Linked DNA regions of Homo sapiens: region 2 is linked to region 1. The links are chromatin contacts, found by Hi-C in ENCODE. All regions are on one chromosome and are shown on one strand. Each heading gives the region's core, a stretch centred on a gene start or an enhancer-like site at or near the end of the contact. The rest is flanking DNA. Distances are from core to core; before and after follow the strand shown.

What was found. Hi-C counts contacts between places; a loop is a spot of excess contacts on that map.
Region 2: a map of gastrocnemius medialis shows a loop between it and region 1 (7-fold over the local background). The contact joins two enhancer-like sites. A Hi-C loop is called at or near these places in 3 of 168 maps with a recorded cell type or tissue (gastrocnemius medialis, heart left ventricle and psoas muscle).

What each region holds. Positions count from the first base shown.
Region 1 is chr1:231,640,971-231,644,949 of GRCh38, reverse strand. The region is part of intron 1 of DISC1 (DISC1 scaffold protein); the gene reads right to left. The region is part of intron 5 of TSNAX-DISC1 (TSNAX-DISC1 readthrough (NMD candidate)); the gene reads right to left. Among named protein-coding and RNA genes, the nearest start is that of DISC1, 16 kb to the right of the region's middle. Within about 2 kb of position 1,503, at least 2 of the 41 ENCODE cell types and tissues checked have a DNase peak (open chromatin) inside an H3K27ac peak, as active enhancers do; they include gastrocnemius medialis, where a contact is called at or near this core.
Region 2 is chr1:231,802,731-231,806,713 of GRCh38, reverse strand. The region is part of intron 8 of DISC1 (DISC1 scaffold protein); the gene reads right to left. The region is part of intron 11 of TSNAX-DISC1 (TSNAX-DISC1 readthrough (NMD candidate)); the gene reads right to left. It overlaps LOC105373170 (a long non-coding RNA gene), which reads left to right. Exons shown (of 4, transcript XR_949268.4): 3 at 1-996; 4 at 1,049-1,139. Among named protein-coding and RNA genes, the nearest start is that of DISC2, 14 kb to the left of the region's middle. Within about 2 kb of position 2,718, at least 2 of the 41 ENCODE cell types and tissues checked have a DNase peak (open chromatin) inside an H3K27ac peak, as active enhancers do; they include gastrocnemius medialis, where a contact is called at or near this core.

The sequences.
Region 1 (3,979 bases), core at 254-2,753:
GGATGGAAAGAGAAAGGAAGAATTCAGTCACAGGATCCTAGGGCACAAACCCAGGCCCTAAGCACCCAACAGATTCAGAGAGTCCACGTGCTAAATGCAGGGAAACTAAGACCACTTCAAGTATCTCAAGCAGAAGAAATTTAATATAGGGAATTTGTTACAAAGATATAGAAAGAACTAGAAGAGAACAAAGGAGAAGGAGAGGACAGAAGTGAAAAGGAAAAGGGGGTCATAGCTAGACACCCATCATTAATGCTCCTAAACGATGTCCCTCAGCCTTCTCAATCTGCTGTACTGTTGAGGAGGTTGTGCCATTTGGCTCTGAAGCCACCAAGGAAGTGCTACATCAACTAAGATTGGAGCCCCAATAAGGGGGTTACCTGCAGGGTTGCTGATGTTCCAACTCACCCCTTCCTTACTATCACTACAGCAACTGCTTGCAATGGCCTCACAGTAAAACCCAGAATCAGGAAGTTTTTCTCTCCGTCTTACTGGTCTCCCACCAGTGCCTCCTATTAACAGAATTTAACAGCAAATGAGCTGGCGAGAAAGCCTGGGATATGTAGCTTTCCGGCTGCTAGCCCTAGCAGTAAAGAGCAAAGCACAGGAAGGTAAGTGAAAGGCCAGCCTACACTCTTACCCATTGTTAACAAATGTCCATTCTGAAGGATATGTACAGGGCAGTGGTGAGCAAGCAAGGTGATGGGCAGGGTGGGGGTTATAGTCCTTGCCTTCAAGGAAAATCCTAGTGAAAATGTAGAATTTGGGCAATAGCAAAATTGCTCCTCTGACTCTATGGCAATCAGATCATTGAAATTAAACAGAAATGACCAAGTTGGAGCCAGATAAAGCATGCCATGTGCCCTCTCCAGAATTCTCTGTCTGCTACACTAAAAATAACATCTTTCTCTTGTTGACAGAATTGCAGCTAGCACATATGGTACCATTGTGCAAATTTTTAAAAGGTATCTTCTGTGGGCTGGTAAAATATAAAAAGATGTCCTCTTAGGGAGGGTAAATTAGAAAAAGGTGGCACCTCTGAGCTGATGAATTAGAAAAAGGCTCGCCATCCTCAGCACCAGGGCTCCATTCACCCCTCGGCCAGTACCATTGTGTGGGACGTCACCTGCACAGCGGCAGGCTGCAGGCCACCTGTAATATGCTACCGTTTGCTAAGCCCTTTTATCTCTCATCTTACATGATCCTCACAATAGGCCCACAAAATAAGCATTATTACTTCCTATCTTACAGACGAAGAGAATTAAATAGCTTATTCCCAGTCATATGCTTAATAAGTGACACAAGAGCTGGCAGAGATGTGAAATCTAATAATAGCTCCTCAATAATAATATTGAGCGCCTACAGTGAGGCAGAAACTGTATGTACTTGAAACTCTACACATCTGACCGCAGTCAATTCTCTTAACAGTATGAGGTAGCTAGTATTCTCTGTATTTCACTGGCCAATTTTTGACTGCTAGGAGAACAAGGACATCAGCGTCCCGGGGAAGGCCCCCACACCGTGTATACAGTGTGTGTGCCCAGTCCCCAAGCCACCATGAATGGCATTCTTTCATTTATTTTATTTTATTTTTTTTTACTAGTTATTGCCTCACTCAAAGGAGGCCTAAACACAGTGAGATCTGAAGGGACAAGGAAACTGAATAGGAATATCTGAAGCTGGGATTTCCTGTGGGTTTTTCTATGAGTGAAACAAAAAGCTCCTTTGACTCTGGCTCTTTCGGGGTTCCAGGGAACAAGATGGCATTATCTCTGCACTGAAGGGCCTTTGACTCCCACACTCACTGCAGACAATGCTAAAAGAACACCCAAAGAATTAGCGAAATGGCCTGCCAAGTCCCCAACTTTACAGAAGCTCTCCCTTGGTGGAAATAGCTCACAAGTGACAGCTCTGAAAATTTACAGAGCCGGCAAGGTTTGGTGGGAAGGCAGTAGACCAAGTCCTCATCTTCTGCTGTTCCAGTGCATGCTCAGGTTGAGTACATTTTCATAACGGTTTTATTAAATAGATTTTCACTGTGACTATTTCCTCCCTGGAGCTAAAACACCTGAGAAGCCAAGGAAGAAGGAAAACTGTGTTTACAGAGAAAGGCAATGACAGACGCTCTGCTGAGCTGAACTTCTTTCAAGGTTAGAATGCCCTCTTTGGGTATGAAATTATACCAGCAAGAGCAGGGAATTTTCTGAGCCAGAAGAGATTCAGAAACACCAAAATCCACACAATGTCCTAATGGAGAATTGTATAGAGCTTACATTTCATACAGATGAAAATGTTATATAGGTAAAACCAAAATTCAATTGCACAGTGAAAAAAAAAAGATTTACTGGGCCTAGAACTGTAACTCCTGTAACAGAGCCTACCTATATGTGTTGTTACACAGCCTTCACTGTCCATGATACATTTGGTATCAATCATCCACACTGAATCATCTCATCGCCAGCAGCACTAGAGATACTCACGAGAGGTGACAGCGTGCTGGCAGTCCTCGCAGCCCGCGCTCGCTCTCGGCACCTCCTCTGCCTGGGCTCCCACTTTGGCGGCACTTGAGGAGCCCTTCCGCCCGCCGCTGCACTGTGGGAGCCCCTTTCTGGGTTGGCCAAGGCCGGAGCCGGCTCCCTCAGCTTGCAGGCAGGTGTGGAGGGAGAGGCGCGGGCGGGAACCGGGGGCTGCGCGCGGTGCTTGCGGGCCAGCGCGAGTTCCGGGTGAGCATGGGCTCCGCGGGTCCGCACTCGGAGTGGCCGGCCGGCCCCGCCGGCCCCGGGCAGTGAAGGGCTTAGCACCTGGGCCAGCAGCTGCTGTGTTCAATTTCTCGCAAGGCCTTGGCTGCCTTCCCGCGGGGCAGGGCTGGGGACCTGCAGCCCGCCATGCCTGAGCCTCCCCGCCCTTCGTGGGCTCCTGTGCAGCCCGAGCCTCCCCGACAAGCGCCGCCCCCTGCTCCACAGCGCCCAGTCCCATCGACCACCCAAGGCCTGAGGAGTGCAGGCACACGGCAGGGGACTGGCAGGCAGCTCCACCTGTAGCCCCGGTGCGGGATCCACTGGGTGAAGCCAGCTGGGCTCCTGAGTCTGGTGGGGCCTTGGAGAACCTTTATGTCTAGCTCAGGGATTGTAAAAACACCAGTCAGCACCCTGTGTCTAACTCAGGGTTTGTGAATGCACCAATGGACACTCTGTATCTAGCTAATCTGGTGGGGAGGTGGCGAACATTTGTGTCTAGCTCAGGGATTGTAAACGTACCAATCAGCGCCCTGTCAAAACAGACGACTGGGCTGTACCAATCAGCAGGATGTGGGTGGGGCCAGATAAGAGAATAAAAGCAGGCTGCAGGCGCCAGCAGCGGCAACCCTCTCCGGTCCCTTTGCACATTGTGGAAGCTTTGTTCTTTCGCTGTTTGCAACAAACCTTGCTGCTGCTCACTCTTTGGGTCCACACTGCCTTTATGAGCTGTAACAGTCACCACGAAGGTCTGCAGCTTCACTCCTGAAGCCAACGAGACCACGAACCTACAAGGAGGAACGAACGACTCCAGACGCGCCGCCTTAAGAGCTGTAACACTCACCGCGAAGGTCCGCAGCTTCACTCTTGAGCCAGCGAGACCACGAACCCACTAGAAAGAAGAAACTCCGAACACATCCGAACATCAGAAGGAACAAACTCCAGACACGCCGCCTTTAAGAACTGTAACACTCACCGCGAGGGTCCGCGGCTTCATTTTTGAAGTCAGTGAGACCAAGAACCCACCAATTCCGGACACACTCAGAGCCCAAGATAGCATCCTACCCAGCACAAGAATAGCTCACCTTGATTGTCATTGCTGGTTGGTATTTAATGGGGAACCTTGACAGTTCCAACCCTTTTCCTTCAGGCCTATCAGTGAAAGCAGTTGTCCAGTTCATCTTGTAAGACCAGCAGGGTCTCCAGAGCATGGACAGACTACAGGGTAGGTTATCATTTGTCCT
Region 2 (3,983 bases), core at 1,469-3,968, 160 kb before region 1:
CAGGCAGCCAGTTCAGCAAGGTGGGTCTGGGGCTGCCTCCTGGGAGAAGAGGCCTTTCACCCTCGAACCCTGCAGGACCTCAGTTTGTCCCAGGGCAAACCTCCTACATTGGGCAGTTAGGTCAGACCTGCTTCAGGCCTTGGAAGACTGTCTTCTCCTTGGCTTCTCTTACTGCACTGGATCCAGCCAGGACACTGATCAGACCTCCAGGGCCCAGGTTAACAATATGTGGCCCAGCTCTGGGAGAGAAGCCAGCAGGTCTCCCAGGCTTTTGAACTCGGAGCTGAAAACCAAACAAAAAAACGAATCCACCCCATTGACAAGTGGCCCAGCCTAGTTGGCCAGTCAGGAGACTGCACAGGCACTGAGGCCAAAGCTGCCTTGGATTAAGAGGTATGGATGCCACCGCTGCCCTTTTACTACAGGTACACTGGCCGGGAACCTGTAGCACTGAGTGACACCTGATCAGAGAGTCACCCACTGGCTGGGTCTCCCCCAACTCAGATGCATGGCTAACAATCACTAGCTAAGCATGTATTCACTCTGTGGAAAGCCACGTCACGTTCATATATTTATTATCTCATGTATTAATATACTGATGTACCACATTATTCTAATTTACTACCTCACTTAATTCTTACAACAACCTAATGTGATGGGCAATATTATTATTAGCTCCATTTTACAGATGAAGAAACAAGACCTGAAAAGGTTAAACAACTTGCCCAAGATCATCCAGCCAAGTCATGATAAAGCTGCACTTGAACACACACTTCTCAGATTCCAAAGCCCAAGTTTCTCTCTACTAACTGTATGGCCCCTGCACTCAAAAACTGAGAAATCTCTCTGCCCTGGTGAGTTTCTTCCTCTACGTCAGTATGCATAGAGCTCAGGGCTGTACTTTCCTTCACTAGTGATATGGTTTGGATCTGTGTCCCCATCCAAGTCTCATGTTGCAATGTAATCCTCAGTGCTGGAGGTGGGGCCCGGTGGAAGGTGATTGGATCATAGGGGCAGTTTCTCATTAATGATTTAGCACCAGTGGAAGGTGATTGGATCATAGGGGCAGTTTCTCATTAATGATTTAGCACCAGTGGAAGGTGATTGGATCATAGGGGCAGTTTCTCATTAATGATTTAGCACCATCCCTCTTGGTGATGCTGTTGCCATAGTGAGTTATCACAAGGTCCGGCTACTTAAAAGTGCGTGGCACCTCCCCCACCCCCCTCCTCCTGCTCTGGCCGTGTGAAGTGCTGGTTTCCCCTTCACCTTCCGCCATGATTGTAAGTTTCCTGAGGCCTCTCCAGAAGCCAAGCAGATGCTGCCATGCTTCCTGTACAATTTGCAGAATCATAAGCCAATTAAACCTCCTTTCTTTATAAATTACCCAGCCTCAGGTATTTCTTTACAGCAGTGTGAGAACGGACTGATATGTCTAGGAAGGACAGCAACAACAGAATCCACTTTTGCTATCGGCTTTAAACCAAACTATCCTCTGCTGAACAGGAAAATTGAAACAGAAATAGAGAATGGAAAAAAAGAGGTGACTAAAACACACTTAAGGTGTGTACAGTGAAAAGGGAGAGAAACAATGGGCTCTCTAAATTACTTTTCTTAATGTGTATTACACCACACTCAACTGGATATATTAATATCATCATGGTTCTTCCAAAAATCAATAATTACCTATCTGTAGTAGATTTCCTATACTAGCCTACTTTTCTTCCTTTTTTCATTTCTAACATCCTAGTTAATTCCATGACTCCCAAGGTGTTGCCACATCCATCCCTCTGTGTACAACATGGCCGGATTACGCTTCCTAAAGTCTGGTTTTAATCATGTCACTACTCCGCTAAAACATGGTAATGGCTCCCTAAAATGCTCTTATCCTTAGCCTACAATTCAGAGCTCTGTGTATCCTGGTCCTAACCAACTCTGAAGAGCTACCACAATACTAATCCTATACCTGGGCCAATCTAGACTACTCTTCCTCCTGAAGAAATAGCTGAGCTTTTCCTCCATATTCAGCCCAGGCATATCTAGCTCCATTCCACTGTGGCCAATGGGAGAACACAGCTATCAAAAAAGAAGAGACATTGAGCCAGGAGCTCATGCCTATAATCCCGTGACTCCAGAGGCTAAGGCTAAGGATGGCTTGAGCCTAGGAATTCAAGGCTGCAGTCAACTATGATCTTACCTCTGCACTCCAGCCTGGGTAACAGAGCAACACCTTGCCTCAAAAAAAAAAAAAAAGGAAGGGGGATCTTGTCCTGTTCTCTACTGCATCCTCAGTACCTAGAACCAGATCTGACACTTCCTAGATGCTCCATGATATTTTTCTTTTCAGTAAATAAATGGAACAGGCCATTTCCTCTGACTGAAAAGCTCTCTGTCCAGGTCTTCAGTTCTCAAAATCCTTCTGTCTCAATAAATACTGTGGCACTTTTTAGAGCATGGCACTGAAACTCTTTGACACACCTCTCATTGAGACTTGTTATAGTGGCCCTTCCCTTGAATCAGCACACCAGGAATGCTGGACCAATAAAACACAATGGAAGTAACACTGCAGTGGTTATAAAAATATGCCCACCAAATTCTTTAATACTCCTCCTTTGGGGTAAAACCTGTTTCCTTCCCCTTGCCTGTGGGCTGAACTGAACTTAGTGACTTGCTTCTAGTCACTAAGCAGAAGTGATGCTGTGTGACTTTGAAGGCTAAGTCCTAACAAGACACTGTGGCTTTTTTTTTTTTTTTTTTTTTTTTTTTTGAGACGGAGTCTTGCTCTGTCACCCAGGCTGGAGTGTAGTGGCGCGATATGGGCTCACCGCAAGCTCCGCCTCCCGGTTCATGCCATTCTCCTGCCTCCGCCTCCCGAGTAGATGGGACTACAGGCGCCCGCCATGACGCCTAGCTAATTTTTTGTATTTTTAGTAGAGACGGGGTTTCACCATGTTAGCCAGGATGGTCTTGATCTCCTGACCTCGTGATCCACCCACCTCGGCCTCCCAAAGTGCTGGGATTATAGGCGTGAGCCACCGCGCCTGGCATCTGTGGCTTCTGTCTTATTTGGTCTCTCTCCCTCAGATCACTGGCTCTGAGGAAATCAGCTGCTATGTTGCAAGAGGTCCTAGGGCACAGCTCTTGTGGCAAGGAACTGAAGCCGTCTGTTAACAACACATGCATGAGTTTGGAAGCAGATCTTTCAGCCCCAGCCAAGCCTTTAGACGACTGCAGCTCCAAAGTGTGTCTTAACAGCGACCTTATGAGACCCTGAGTCAGAGCCACCCAGCTAAGTCACTCTGGACTCCTGTCTCTCAGAGACTGTGAGAGATAAAGGTTTGTTGTTTCAAGCTATGAAGTTTGAGGAGCCACTTATTACACATTAATAGAGATGCATACCAGTGTCTGAATTCAGACCTTAAGAATAAGAAATTTCCATTTCCTTTCTCTTGGGACACTTGCTCTTGGAACCCAGCAGCCATGTTGTAAGGAAGCCAAGCTGCCTATAGAGAGGCCCACATAGAGAGCACTCAACAGCCAGACCATATGTATGCACCGTCTTGGGTGTGGATTCTCCCACCCCAGTTGAGCCACCCTAGCTGTCCCTGCCAAGCCCTGCCCAAATTGTATTTCCATGGGCAAAATAAATAACTGGTAATATTTTAAGTCACTACGTCTTAAAGTGACTTATTTTTTATTAGGCAGCAGTAGATAATGAAAATAGATTTTGGTATCTGGATATGGGATACTATTGTAACAAAATCCTAAAATCGAGGCATTGGTTTTGGGACTTGGTAGTAGGCAGAAGCCTCATGGGCCTCCGTGAAGGATAGAAAAAAGTAAGAAAAATATATCAGAAACTAGAAAAAAAAAGATCCTTGTAGTGGCAAAAAAGTCACTCAGTTACCAACTGAGGCAATATAAAAAAGAGTCCCTAATAATTGTAGTTAGACATCCAAGGAGATTTCCAGGCAGAATACAGA